Regions from separate parts of the Mus musculus genome. Here region 2 is linked to region 1. A link is a loop called in an ENCODE intact Hi-C map of the cell type or tissue named here. Cell type or tissue: gastrocnemius. All regions are shown on one strand. Each heading gives the region's core, and the rest is flanking DNA. Links, peaks and the distances in the headings are about the cores only.

Evidence for each region. A loop is a pair of places that touch in the nucleus more often than their neighbours do. Peaks named below come from ENCODE experiments on the same cell type or tissue, not always from the same donor. Only the 100,000 strongest peaks of a DNase experiment are listed, where the experiment ranks them.
Region 2: a loop joins it to region 1, with 2.1 times the contacts of the local background. A loop is called at or near these places in 2 of 42 quality-filtered maps.

Annotation. Positions count from the first base shown.
Region 1 is chr16:24,485,848-24,493,424 of GRCm38, reverse strand. All of the region lies in intron 3 of Lpp (LIM domain containing preferred translocation partner in lipoma), which reads right to left. Among named protein-coding and RNA genes, the nearest start is that of Gm24440, 83 kb to the right of the region's middle. In gastrocnemius, for the core only: no CTCF peak of the experiment used is centred there; DNase peaks (open chromatin) are centred at 2,260, 2,511, 3,093 and 3,381; H3K4me3 peaks cover 354 bases; H3K27ac peaks cover 2,500 bases.
Region 2 is chr16:24,891,217-24,898,793 of GRCm38, reverse strand. The region is part of intron 10 of Lpp (LIM domain containing preferred translocation partner in lipoma); the gene reads right to left. Among named protein-coding and RNA genes, the nearest start is that of Gm22672, 11 kb to the right of the region's middle. In gastrocnemius, for the core only: no CTCF peak of the experiment used is centred there; no DNase peak of the experiment used is centred there; H3K27ac peaks cover 2,177 bases.

The DNA of each region.
Region 1 (7,577 bases), core at 2,077-4,576:
TTTCTAGTAAGGACTGAGAACAGGCAAGGGTCACATTCTATACGGGAAAATCCCCCAGAGATGATTCTAATTAGAATCTGAGAACCTTCAGCTCTGTGAAGTTGAACAGTGAACAAGGTAATATCTGCCATATAATTAGTTATTCTGTAAAACAGACATAATCATTCCCATTTTATAGAGTAGTTTAAAAGATTAAACAGGCTTTTAATGAAGTATCTAACAGTGCTTGACATACAACTAAGCACTTAGTACCCTGAGCCTGTCAATAGCTTTACAATTCCTGCTGAATGACAGCGATTGCTGCAGTGCGAAGGCATGAATCAGAACCAGCAAGCTTAGGTTCAAATTCCCATGATTCTCTGCCACAAGTGAACTTGGGCAAGCATGCATAATCTTGTTCAGTTCAGTATCCATAGCCTCAGAGTCACCATAAGATTCACATGAGACCTTAGCTAGAAAAGTTCTCCAGAAATGTCTTTGCAGGGTGAGAATATGAAGTGTGATCACAAAGGGCAAAAAACTACAGCATCACATGATCACAGCTGGAACTGGAACACAGTGCCTCATGGACACAGCTGGAGCTAGAGCACAGTGTCACATGGACAAAGCTAGAGCTGGAGCACAGTGTCACATGATCACAGCTGGAGCTGGAGCACAGTGTCACATGGACACAGCTGGAGCTAGAGCACAGTGCCACATGGACACAGCTGGAGCTGGAGCACAGTGTCACATGATCACAGCTGGAACTGGAGCTGGAGCACAGTGTCACATGATCACAGCTGGAGCACAGTGCCACATGGACACAGTTAGAGAAGCATCAGCTGGTCACTGAGGAGATGAAACCCATGTCTACCTTCCACTGCCTGGATAAATTCAGCCTGAAGTTTCCCTAAAAGCAGCTTAGAAACTGCACTATTCTTCTCATGGGTACGCCTATGACAGAGGCTTTTGTCCCCAGCACTGGAGCAACGGCTTCCTGAGAGTATCCCTGTCACTGCAGTGTTATAAACAGCTATGATGGACTGGCCAGCAGCCCAGTAGTTTCCAAGATAGGCGAGTCTAGACTTAGGTATGAAGGCCTGAGGAATGCTGGGTATCGAACCTACTGAGAGAACTGTCCAGAGAAGGCCAACAAGGCTAACACTTAGCCCATGTGGGCCCATCTGCACAGATGCCAAGTTCTCAGGTTTGGGAGATGGACAGAGGCAAAAGACAGAAGGCAGGGCACAGTCACCAAGTCTCCACATGAAGCATTTAACACAGTGGCTTCTATAGTGGGTCCCATGGAGACAAACCAATGTGGACGGCCGACTTAGCCCAGGGTAGAAGCCAAGGAGATTTTTGTTAAGAGTTTTTAAAAATGGATCCCAGTGAGAGAAACAGAAAACACTGAGGCTAAAGGATTTATCAGCCCTATCACAACCAGTTGAAACCTTCAGAATAAGCAGCGTTGTTCAGGAAAAGGCCTTCTGTCTCTAGGCAGGACCCTAAAGGAAAGAGCCAAGCTGTATGAGGAGACATGTCTGACTCCTCAGATGCTTTGTGGAATACCAAGGGGAAATCTCTCATAGGTAGCCACAGTGTGCATGGGTTCTTCATTCCTCCTTCTATGTGCCAAAGTGGACATTATCAGCTCTAAGCAAGTGTGGCCGAAGGTCAGTCAGGACCCTTTAACCTGCCCAGTGACAGCAACAAAAAGTGCTACATAAGTGAGTCAGAAAATACTTGGGGAAGCACTACTCAGCTGGATGCATGAAGAGCCACCTACACTGCGACCACTGGAGCTGTCCTGACTTTCAGGACATGCAGAAGCCTGGGTTTTAAAAAGATGAGGGAGCCAGATAAATAAATAAACAGAAATCTCCCAGTGACTCATGGAAGCTATTAGTGAGAAAGTTATGCTCACAATAAAAACTTGATATTCTCCCTTCTCTCGCCTTCCGCCTCCCAGCCCAGAAGACACAAGCCCAAGAGGAAAAGAGGGTTCCAGGGACAGGTGCATGCTGACAGCCCCGTGAGAGCAGGGTGTTCTGTCTGTCACTGGGGAGGACGTTGACGGGGGAGTCATTGTTCCAGTTCTTTTGAGACTTTAATAAACAAGAGAGAGAAATAGCTCTCTTGTCCCAGCCCTGGTTTTATATCTGGTCCCATTTGGTTACGCATTTGGTAGTGAGCAGTTTGCTACACATCCAAGGGTTGCAAGCACCGCGGTCGCAGGCACCGCACAGCCTTTCCATCTACAAAACGTATCATCTGTCTGTGAGGCAGGAGGCCCAGCTGGAAAAAGCCAGTTCTGTGCGTTCAGCTAGAAAGCACCTTCTTGTGCTCGCTGTCAAAATAATTTTGTATTAAACTTCTGGGATATGTGACTAATGTGCTTGGAACCCTTTCGAGCGACTGGCTTATTTATTTAAGGGAGTGGAGGGCTGTGGCTGCAGCTGCTGGGGGTGGCTGGTGACAGAGAGAGAGAGGAGGGGGAAGAGGGCGGGAGAGGAGGACAACCACAAGGGCTTGCACTGGGTCAGATCCTAGGGCTCAGTGCAGCGCCAGGGGCCTTGCTGCCACACTTCATTATAGGAGCATGAGAAGGAGCTGAGCCAGGCAGAACAAGGAAAGGAAAGGCCTGTAAAGTCAGGCAGGCACACTGCCCAGAGGTACAGCTGCGTAACCGTTCCTAAAAAGACTGAAATACACAAAAAAAAAAAGGAAAACAGCATACACACACACACAGAGTAATCTTGCAACAGCCCTTCCCCAAATCCACTGTAACAGCTCTGCACAACTTCTAGAAGAAAGTCCCCAGCATTGTAGGAAGGCCCTGGAAAATTTGTTGATTGGAGGCAAATGCCTCACCCCCATGCCCATGCATTCCAGCCTGCCAGTCCCACGTCCCTCTACAAACCTTCATTCCCCTTCTATACTCTTTGGCTTAATTAGAAACTTCTCTTTCCTTTACCAAACTAACAGGCCACTCTCACTCACACAGAGCGCCCAGGTCTGTCACAGCACTGAAGACTCTGCAGCCAGCCTCCAGGGATGCTCAGCTGTAGAGTGATCACAGCTTCCCCCACCACTGAAAACCTTCCCCAAAAGCCAGTATCCAGAGGGCACACACAGCATGAGGTCCTTACAATGGGCATCCCCAAAAGTTCCCTCAAGGCCTGCATCCACATGCAAACATGTGCCCACAGGTGAGTTTCCTTCTTATATGCTCTTGGGCAAACCTTCAACAGTCAATGTTAAGAAACACAAAGAGCTAAAAAACAGTGCACACTGAAAGGCTATGAAACTAACTCCTGCCAAGCCTCTAACGTCAGCTCTTCAAAACAGTCCTGCTCTCTTCCCTGGAACCGGTTGTACCAGGCAGTGCTCCTCTTCTGGCTGCAACTGGACATGGCAAAGGACTGGCGCATTAACGGGGAGAGAGGATTGCAGCCAATAGGAAACAGATGAGCCAAACGCATACGTGCATCTAACACAACCTTTTTTAACCCAACGATAATTGCAGATTTACATCACCTGCTTATCCTGTGTATATCTGTCTGTCTGTCTATCTGTCTGTCTGTCTGTCTGTGTCTGAATCTCAGCAGCCACTAACTGGAATGAAGCTCAAGGGAAGGAAGAAGGCATGCAAGCCTGGGAAAGTGATCAGGACACAGAAACAACAAGGGAGCTGCCGCCTCAGCTCTGCCTTGCCAACCTCCTTCATTGAGGCATCTATGCAGAATTGTTGGCAAAGGAAGTTTCCAGAAAACCATTTTCACTTTCTCTCCACAAACTCCACCTCCCTACTCCACCTCAGACCCACTTCAGGTCACATTTTATGCCACTTAAGGGAAAAGGTTTCTTGAGGGAACAGCTTTATGGTCCAGAGGATATCCTAGTCTTGTTCCATTTCTCAGATGCCACAGCTCCCCTCTCCTCAGCCTGGCCTTGCTGTCATGACAGTGGTGCTCTTGCCCCAGATCCACCCTCTTCCTGACTCCAAAGCTCCTTACTCCTCTCTTCTCATCTCACGGCTCTCTCATGAACCAATGTTGTCTCCTATCATCATGCCTTCTTCAGAGGAAATCAACACCTACAAAGGGTAGCTCCTTATATTCATTCACTACTTGTCCAAGGACCCCACCACTAAGCCCCATTCCCCAGACACCACCACTAAGCCCCATTCCCCAGACCCCACCACTAAGCCCCACTCCCCAGGACCCAACCACTGAGCCCCATTCCCCAGCCCCTCTTCATACTTTTTATTTTGAGACAGGTTCTCATCAAATTATTCAGGATGACCTTGAACTTGCTCTATAGTCCATGCCGCTCTGAAGTTGCCATCCTCCACCTCTGCCTTGGGGTTACAGACCTGCACTAGCTCCTTCTTTTTCAATGAAGGATCATAAGTACTACTAATATGCACCTTACCTTCTATGGCCCCTAAACCCTAGGAGGACAGAGTGAACACGCCCATCAGAAACTCTGTAGTAATGTCCACAGTGACCCGCACAGACACTACATGCAGACTTCAACTAGCTCAGAGAATTATGAAAAGCTGTCACACAGTAGACACCCCTCACACACAGAGAAGTCTATTAAAGGAATGAACAATATATAAATGAAGATTAAATGCATGAAAATTCATAGCATGGCTAATGAATAGGTAAAACCTAGCAGGCAGAAACCCAGGAAAGCAAATAAGTTCAGAGATGAAGGCCACAGCTGAGAGGGCCAGAAGCCTGGCACAAGGAAAAGTGCTATCAGTCACAGATTAGAAAAGGATTTAAGAAGCTAACAGCAGTTCCTATGCAGTAGATTGTAATCGTCTAAGGCCTATGTGCAGATCAGCTCATCTATACCTTCTTAAAATTTGATTTCCTTTTCACAACTAGGAAAATGGAACCCAGGTGGTGTGGTGTCGCCAGCAGGTAAGATGTGTGTTGGCTCTGGAGAATGCTACTAAAAAAAAAAAAAAAAAAAAACTAGCTCTTATGATTCCTCTGTAGATGTCCTGAGTTTATTAGGAGGCAAGAGTAGAGGTGATTCTGTCCCAGGAGCATCAGGAAGCTAAAGTGCTGGGAGCAGAATAGGATCAGCTTTTAGGAGAATTAACAATTCAGGGTTTATGTTTAAAGCTAACTGGTGGGGGGTTGCAGCCTAAACGGTAAACAGACCCCAGCACCACCCCCTCACCTCCCACAGGCAGAAAACACCCGTGCACTGTTATGCACTTAGTCCAACAGCACATGTGCTAATTTTTTTCTGTGTACACTCAGACTCAGAAATTGGATTTTTTTTTTTTTTTGAATAGTTTGTTCCCATCTGGTTTCCGGGCCAAGGATTCCATGGAATCTGCCATGGGGGAACAGCAAGGCTTCAGCCAGGAGTGAATGCACTCTCAGTCTGGCCAGAACACTCGAGAGGCAGCATTGTACATGTACTGAATAGTCACAAAAATAGCTCAGCTAAAGGACATAGAGAAATAGCCTGCACTCTGAGAACCCCCTCTGCCACTGCTTCTATGACCTAGTAAGGAGGTGTCACTGGAGAATGGGGACTGAGTGGGTCTGGAACGGAGCCCAGCTGCCACTTCCGGTTTTAATGTGGCCTTTGCTGTAAGCTAGAGCTCAGCCTTCTTATTTATGAAATGCGGCTGACTCGCACCCAGCACAATCTTCCCTGCCTGTGTAGACCGTGTGAGTGTGACAAGATGTGTATGAGTGTGTGACTGTGTGAGAATGTGTGTGCATATGTGTATCTAAGCGTGTACGTGTGAGTGTGTGCATGAGTGTATGTATGTGTGTGGATATGTATGTCTGAATGCATGAGCATGTGTGTGAGACTATACGTCTGTGAGTGTGTGTATGTGAGCAAATGTGTTTCTAAGAGTGAGAAGATGTGTTTGAGTGTGTGTGTAAGTATATGTGAGTGAGTGTGTGAGCATGTGTGTGTTTGTATATTTGAGTGTATGCATGTCTGAGCGTGTGACCGTGTCTATGAGTTTGTGAATATGAGTGTGTGTGTGTGTGTGTGTGTGTGTGAACATATGTGTCTGAGTGTGTGAGCATGTGTCTTTGAGTGTGTCTGAGTATATGTGTATATGAGTATAAGTGTATGTGTACGTGTGTGCATGTGTATGTGTGCGTGAGTTTGTGAGTGTTTGTGAGAGTGTGTGAGTGCATCCATGTGAGAGAGTGTGTGGGTGAGAGTGTGTGTGAGGGTGTGTGAGTATATGTATGTGTGAGTGTGTGTGTATGTGTGTGGGGGTCATGTGTGTGTGTGTGTGTGAGTGTATGAGTATGTGTGAGTGTATGTATCTGAGTGTGAGAGCGTGTGCATTTGAATGTGTGAGCCTACTGTATATGAATGTGTGAGTGTATGTGTGTGTGTGTGTGTGTGTGTGCATATAACTATGTGGACATGTATTTGTGAGTGTGTGGGATGTGTGTATGTGAGTGTGGGGACATATGTGCATATGAATGGGTGAGCATATGTGTATCTCAGTGTGTTGGTGTGTTTGAGTGCATGTGCATGTGTATAAGTGAATACACATGTGTATATGAGTGTATATAAGTGTGTGACTATGTGTGTATGTGAGTGTGTGTAGTAAGTATGTGAGAGGTTGTGTGTCTGTGTGTGTACACATGTCTCTTTAGTTTGGGATTCTTTAACAATGTAGCACACCGGCCCCTTTGTCCTTAGTGTATGTGCTTCCCTTGCTTAGGAGCCTCAAGAGGGCAGGACAAACAGACAGCAGAACAAACAGACAGCACACTTTTTTGGTCTCAGCACACAGTGCAGTACCTGCCAGCTTCTAATATTAATTGGCATTTCCTAAATGAAGAGGAATCATTTCGGTGGCAACTCTACATAATATTCAACTGCAACCAAACTATTGGTTTGTCATGAATCTATAAAGGATTTTAAATATTACCAGACCTTAAGAAAACTATATCCTAAATCTGGGGTAAAATAGTAGCCATTAAAAAGATGAAATAAGGCAGACAAACAGATGGATGGATGAATTATAAACACATACATACACAAATAATACACATATACATACATACATACATATACACACTCACACACACACATACGAACAGGGAGGGAGAGAAGCCCTATTTTTTTTCAAGTGCCAGGCATGGTAACAGGTAAAAGTCAAAGGAGTAATGACAGGACTGAGGCAGGAGGATCACTTTAGAACAGGAATTGAACACCCACGTGGGTAAGCCCCTGTCTAAGCAGGGAGGGGCTTGTAAGGAGAAGGAGAGAGGGCAGCAGGAAGGCAAGAGTGGGAAGGAGATGGGAGGACAGAGGGTAAGAGTATTATATATGTGCAAGAAATTCTCAAAAAGAATATTCATGATGTATATATGATCTTCTATGACACAAGGGCCACTGAGTACCCATTAGAGCTGCTCCTGGAGTCATCTAGTTCTGAGACCGGTACCCTCATTTCAGCCTATCCAACAAGTGATTACTTGAACTCCTAAGTCCTTCTCCCAGCTCATCACTAATTCTTAGAATCATTTCTTCATTCTTGACCCAGTCTCACTGCAGACATCCCCAAATCTTCCTTCTCTCAT
Region 2 (7,577 bases), core at 2,829-5,328, 400 kb before region 1:
GAGAATATTTTACTATGTGGCATTCACTTTACCACTCCAATTTATCACGCAGCACTGAACTCAACATTTCTTTTAGGCTTTCTCCACATGTGCAGTTAGATTAGCACTCCCTCCCTGAGGCAGGCTAAGTTAGGGTCTCAGAAGGCTGAGGGTGGAGACACTGCAGGCATCATTTGTTCTTTGAAGATAGGAGAAACCCTGTTAGTGACATTTCCTCGCCTTTTCTCAGGTAGCACTTCTGACTTTCATCTACATTGGTGAGGTTGAGGGTCCCCCCCCCCCCTTGCATATTTTAGATTTACAGAAAAAGCATCTTTCCTATGAAACATGTGATTTTTTTTTTTTTTTGAGGGAAGGTCTACTGCACCCCTGGCTGGCATTGAACTCCTAATCACCCTGTCTTCACCTCCCTGGCTGTAGTTACAGGTATGTGCTAGCATACCTGGTTTATGAAGCATGGGTTTTGAAATTAAGGTTTTGTGCATGTTAGCAAGGCTACATTGAGAAAAAGTGTACTAGGATTAAAGCATTTTACTCAGAGCAAAGGAGCCTAGGTTCAGTGGAGAGAAAGGAAATGGTCTATAGTTATGCCCACACTTTTTTCACCCCCACAGTTTGTAACATTTGTCTAGATTTATTTGTACCGCATTCATTAATTCCCACCCACCTCCGACCCTTCCCCATGAGACAGGGTCTTTTCTAACCTCAGCTGGCCTTGAATTCACTGTTATAGAATATCCTAGAATTTTTTTTCAGTTACCAACAACTTGTCATGAATGGCCTGCATCCCACCCCTTCTTTAGGCAGCATCTCCTATGAGCATCAAGGTATTTTCTGTACTCTCCTTACAGTGGCTTCTGTGACTTAGACCTCCATCCACGTCCTCTGTCTGGCAGGCATTATCATCTTCCTTCCGTAGTTGAAGCAGTCTGCACAAGCAGGGTGTTTGTTTACTTAACTTTTCATTTCTCGGCTGTTATCTTGGCTAGTCAACTGCTGGATTCAGCTACAGTTCCCTTTCAGAATTTGTTTGCTTTTTCCTTTTGGACAGGGTTTCCCTATGTAATCAAGAGTGGCCATGAACTTGCAACATACCTACTTCAGCCTCCCAAGATGTAGGACTAAACTGGTGTACCATATGTATTTTCCTTTTAGATTTTGATTTGATAAATGTTTTTCTAAATATTTTATGGATATCGGGAAAATAAATTTCTTTATTATACAGTCAATGTATCTTTTAAAAAAAATTTTTAAATTAATTATTATATGTGTGTACACTGTAGCTGTCTTCAGACACTCCAGAAGAGGGCATCAGATTTTTGTTGTGGATGGTTGTGAGCCACCATGTGGTTGCTGGGATTTGAATTCAGGACCTTACGAAGAGCAGTCGGTGCTCTTAACTGCTGAGCCATCTCACCAGCCCCACACTCAATGTATCTTGACTCAATCAATCTTATTAATTGTATTATCCAACTCCTGTAATTAATTGGTCAAAGACAGAAAGAAATGTGCTTTCTAAAGAACAGGTGTCTTCATTTTGCCACATCATTCATCAGGATTGCTTGCTATATATTTCAGTGCAGTGAGACTTTGTTTTGTTTTATTTTTGGGTTTTTCAAGACAGGGTTTCTCTGTGTAGCGATACTTACAGAAGGGGAAGAAGTCTGATCCTTCCTGCAATACGGGAGGCTTGCGAATAACATCATGTCCGCTGGTTAATCTGGTAGTTTTGTCATAAATTGTATTTTGCTTTTCATATTATAGGATATTGATATTTGACTTTGTAAAATATTCTCTTGAAATACTATAACTTGAATATAACTATCAGAATTTGCTAATTTATCTTTGCTTATTTTTCTATTTTTTTGTTTCCCTCCTTTTCATGTTTCCTTGTTTGTTTCCTGCCTTACAAATGGTAGGCAAGTGGATTACCACTGAGCACGATCCTATATCCCATTTTTTTTTTCTCATCAGCTAGTAGTTTTACTGGCTCTTTGTTTACCACAGTTTCATCTGACCTTGGAATGTTCTCATTAATGTGTTTATCTAACAAAATAGTTCTTTTGGAGTCACTCTTCAGAAAGGGTATATATTATTTATGAATGTCCATGGAATATTTCTGTACAAAACAAAGTTTGACACACTATTAGACAACTAAGCAAGTAGCTAATTAGGAAGTAAGGTGAGAGTACTCGGCATGTGTCACCAACATCAGAGGCTATTACAGCCCCATGGTTATGACCACGCAAACAATCACAGAGGCAGAAGATGCACATTCAGCACACTGCAGATACGGCATGGGAGAATTGGATATGTTTCTTTTTCTAGTCTTCTAATGACTGTATATTAAAAGATATTAATTTTTAAAAGAATCGCTACCATTAAAAAGACAATTTTGATCCCAACATTTCTCTAAAATAAGACAAGGTTATATATCCCTAAATCCAGCTTGAATTAAATCTAAAAAATGAACAAACAAATCCACAAAAATCCCAGACCCCACCTAGAGAAGGCAATAGAGAAAAACCAGTCATTTAGGTTTTCCTTCCTTCCTTCATTAAAAAAAAGAACAACAAAATAAAATATAAGATAAAAACAAAGCTCATCACACCAGAGTTGTACAAGTCTCAGTTTCTTGCTACTGGAAATGACAGTAAAAGGAGCAGAACCAATATCTCCACGGCTCCTTTCAGACCAACAGACAAAGAAAACCACTAAAAAATACACTTATACTATTGGGCAGATGGCATTTATCACTATGACTACACTTAACTCTAAACATAAATGCATTCTTTTTGTTTTGAGACTCCATGATTTGTAGATACTGAAGGGAAGACCAGGTGTCATGGCTTTTTACCCGTTGTCTATAATGCTAGAAGGCACAATTCAGTCAGTGGTTGCTATCAAATGAAATCTTGGGACCAGAAAGCTTCTGTGACTTTAAAGTGAGTGGCCAGTTACTGGCAGCATTCTGGTGTTTTCAAAAGGATGAATGTAAGTTTTCAGGGTAACAGCATGGTAAATAAATAAAGCGAATAAAATAAATAAGATAAATAAATAAAATAACAAATAAGGACACCAGGTCAGAAGAAAGCTTTCTGGTTTTCATTTTGCCTTTTCCTTTGACCATATCAAAGCCTCATTTGTAACCAGGCCTAATACTCTCCCCTTGCCTATCACAGCTCCAACAGACATGGTGTGCCATATGGAAGGTCAGGAATGAGGGTGATTACACCCAGGTTCATACACTCAACCTCATTGGAGAGTGTTTTTTAAAACAATGTTTCTCATTCTCGAACCCTTTTCCTTATTGGGAGAGTGCTGGTGGGGTGACAGTAAGACAGCAGGAATGGATGTGTTTAAGTGTGTAGGTGGTGTGTGCAGTAGGAGACCGAGGGAGGCAGAAGCAGCATCATGCTGATGAGAGCAGAGGTGGGCGATTAGGGAGAGCAATGCTCATGTGGATTTTTCAGACTCTGTCCCAACTCTTTGGTTCCTTTTCCAACACCCACGCAGGGCCCTGCTTTTAAAACATTCCATTAGGACAAACGTTAGTACATAAAAGGACAGCTTTCCTGCAGAGGTACAAGAAAACTACATCTTAATGGAGTTGAAAATCTAGACTGCTTTAACTTCACCATTTAGTGCCATAAGAGAGCAAAAGGCTGCTAATGTGCTGGTTATTAATGTGCCAGGTTCTGGTACTTTCAAGTTAGTCTCCCAGGAGACTGGCTTGCTACTTTCAGAGGTCTGCTAGTCAGTAGGATATCAATTCTAATAAAAATGCCTGCCTCTCTTTTCCAGCTACTCTGTCCAAAAGCCCTGACCCAGTGGAGGATCCTGGATCACCGTTTCATAAACAGACTCTGCCTGAGGACGTCTGATGTGTATGTCCCAAGGCCTAGGCTCCTTTACACTGCCAAGAAGAAAGCAAGTGCTCCTTTGTTACATTAACACTCAGAAGGAAGCTTGCCTCAACCAGAGAAGTTTCAAACAAGCTGAAGGCCTTGTTGATGCCCTTCATACCTAAAACCACAAATGACTGTAAGCAAAGCACTCATCTCCCATGTACCCTGTGTTCCTCCTATCAAGCCAATTACTTTCAATATTTCTATAGCAACAGCAGCTGAAACATGCCCATTGTGGGCTACAGCTTCTCCATCGTATCACAATAAGGTCACTCAGCAGATTAATCCAATAGTTTCATGATACAAAAATAACACACTTGCTCATTCCTTATCTATGACATTAGGGAATTTTAACTTTATAAACAAAAACACCCTGGTACTTGGAGGCAAATGATGTACCCAACATTATAACCAGACAGATAGGACCAAGGTAGATAGATTCTATTTAAATCATTTTACTTCCTAATAAACTTAAGTGCTCTTAATTTTAATCTTTTTATTTATTCAAAACTATAAGCATAATCGAAACGAGTCATTTACAAGATCATTTACTACTACTGATATAAGCATCAGTTAAAATAACTAGGACATAATATACTTATTACATTGACCCAGATGAATCTAAATAAATCTAACAGGGAATAACATATCGTTTAATATATGAACTCACTGATTGCAACAGGCTTGTCAACCAGAAACAGTTTTCTAAAGAAATATTTTAAAGTGTTAGGTGTGGTGGTATATTCTATGAAACTGGGGCAGGAGGATCACGTGTTCTAGGTCAAAACTAAGAACAGCAGGCAATGTCCTAGAATTACTGATGTTGATAATTTGAGTTGATAATTGTGATGGTTTGAATATGCTTGGCCCAAGGAGTGGCACTATTCAGGAGGTGTGGCCTTGTTGGAGGAAGTGTATCAGTGTGGGGTGGGCTTTGAAACCCCCCTCCTAGCCATGTGTGAGACAGTCCCCTCATGTTTGCCTTCAGAACAAGATGTAGAATTCTCAGCTCCTTCCCCAGTGTCATGCCTGCCTGGATGCCACCATGCTTCCCACCATGATGATAATGGACTGCACCTCTGAAAGTGTAAGCCAGCCCCAATTAAATGTCCTTTATAAGAGTGGGCTTGGTCATGGTGTCATTTTATAGCAATGGAAACCCTAAGCAAAACAATAAACTACATTTTAAAAATTATGTTACTTTTAAATTTTAATTTAATTGTAAATTTAGTTTATTTTACTTTTATTTTAAAAGTATTTTATTTATTTTTTATTTTATTTTTATTTTATTGTACTTTATTTTAAATAAAGATATAAAATTTTCACTCAATTTTCTTTAAGCATAATATAATGATAAAGGAATGGAAAATATACTTTTGCTTTAAAAGGTAGTTCATAAACATACTATAAATCTAAGTAGATGAGAGGCTAAAAGTGAAGATTGCCACTGAAGTATGGTGTGCATATATTCATATCAGGTACTTGACAGAAAACAGGTAAAATACATGTGAAGAGAGCTATACCACCACACTGAATCAAATCTGTTTAACTGTAGATGCAGATACACAAAGAATAAGAGCTCAAGAGACCATAGGAAAGAACTAATGTGATTAACCAAATATGATGAGATTACTGGGCACTGAATGTCAGGGTATACAATATTACATTTAGATATGATTTTAGGCTTATCAATAACCAATTCAGAAGGAAATTTAAGTTTTGTTTTACAGGTGGGAGGCCTTACTCCTGGATCAATAGTCAAGCATGAGTGGTTGGTGCTTACAGAGAAATAATTAACTAAGCCATTGCCTTTGCTATTCTTATTATATCTTATTCCATCAATTAAGTAACAACAAACCAAACACAAGAACAGAAAGAAAAGAGTCCCATGGACTGGCACCCAGGGACTTGCTTGTCTTGTCTTATTCACAATGTCTTTGGGACACCTGTGTCGAGCCGTGTGATACGAAGCTGGATCCCACGAGCAGGGTCTTCTGCTCTAGAACTTTAGCTCCTGGAGAGACAAGCAATCCTAGCACCGCCTGTACTAAGTCCACCTGCCATGCAGCTTGTTCTAATTCACACTCTCTGTTTCCCTCTGAAGTTCTGATGCAGCTTATCAGAACTGTGAAAGTTTAGAAGGAGTTGGAAGTGCCGATACCTCGGTCAAGGGCACGAGGTCCAGGCTGCATCCTGGAATCGATTCTGAACAGAGAGGGCCTTTAGGTAAAATGGAACTGAAGTCTGAGAAGATTTCAACCTTTCTGGGTAGCTATGAAAGGAGGCCATTAAGTCAAGGACCTCAATGACAGGGTCTTATGAGGGGGAGAAAACACAGAAAGGATAGTAAGGTTCTCTATTATTTGAATTCACTCAGCTCTTCCATGTGTATGATTAAATATTTCCCACATACTCTGCGTTGCTTGAAGTGCAGAGTGCTATGACACACAACCTGAACAGAGGGAGCCAGCGACTTAAGCAATCTCAAGGATCATATAATAGAGTCTGGATAATAGAATCTGCCACACTATAGAAAATGACTAAAAACATGAAACTGAAGCTTTGTTGTGCACCGAGGTAAGCAAACATTAACAAAAAAATGGAAGATAGGTATATCCAAGAAGCAAACCAGCTTCCTTGAGCTAAGTGAGTCTGAGTCTCACTGCACACATACGGAATGGTGAACAGGTCCCCAAACCTAACTACTAAGTACAGATGCAACATTTGTAGAATAGCTTTTCCTCAGTAGACTAAGGGTGCTTACAAGGGTTGCCTCATTTCATCCTCAGGGAGCTGATGGAAAAATATCCCATTATGTCCAGTATATAGATGAGAAAGAAAAACCAGGGCTTGGAAAGAGCAAGTAACTTGCCCACGACAGAAAGCTTTGACTGAATTCTATTCAAACTCACGTTCTTTGCATGCTGCTACAGTTTCCCAGTATTTTATGTAAGACCTTTGCTTACAAAGCATAAAAATAAACAGCTTAAGATGCCTTCCACAGAAGCATTGTTACAGTAGCAATGATCAGTGGCACAGTAAAAAGGGACCAAACAGGAGCTATAAAAAGGTTACTGCTCCCTGCTAGACGAGAGCTAGATGGCTGGACGAGGCTTTGCTGACTTGGCTGCCAAAACTTGCAGCAATAAACGATTGCACAAGGCTGTCCTGAGTCGCTAGAAAGTGCAGCCCACTTAAAAGAGGTCAGAATTATAAAAGGCCTTCCTCTTTTCAACAATGATTTCACAGGGTGGTACTTGAAGAGTAGAATGATGTAAGAGGTGAGGTTTTGCTGACTAGACTTTTTCTTATTGTAGATGCTGCTGCTTCCAGATAGACAGGGCACTGCTATGCTTATCGTTACAGTCTGAACAGCTAGTGACATGCAGCACTGCCCAAGTCGCAGGACAAGGAAGAAATGTGACTCTGACTGATGGTAACCAGAAGCCACCCTACGCCTGTGTCTCTAGTCTCACTTCTAAAGAGAGCAGTTAGGCGAGTGACCTGAAAACAGTTCCTTTCTCTCCCACCTGCTTTAGCTGATGGGATTATAATGCTGCCACATGTGTTTAAGTTGTTCCTGGAAGGAAAACAAAGTAAGATGGAAACCAAGAGATGAAACGTAGAAATGTCAGTCGTGGAGAACTGTTCTTTGTGCCACACATCCTT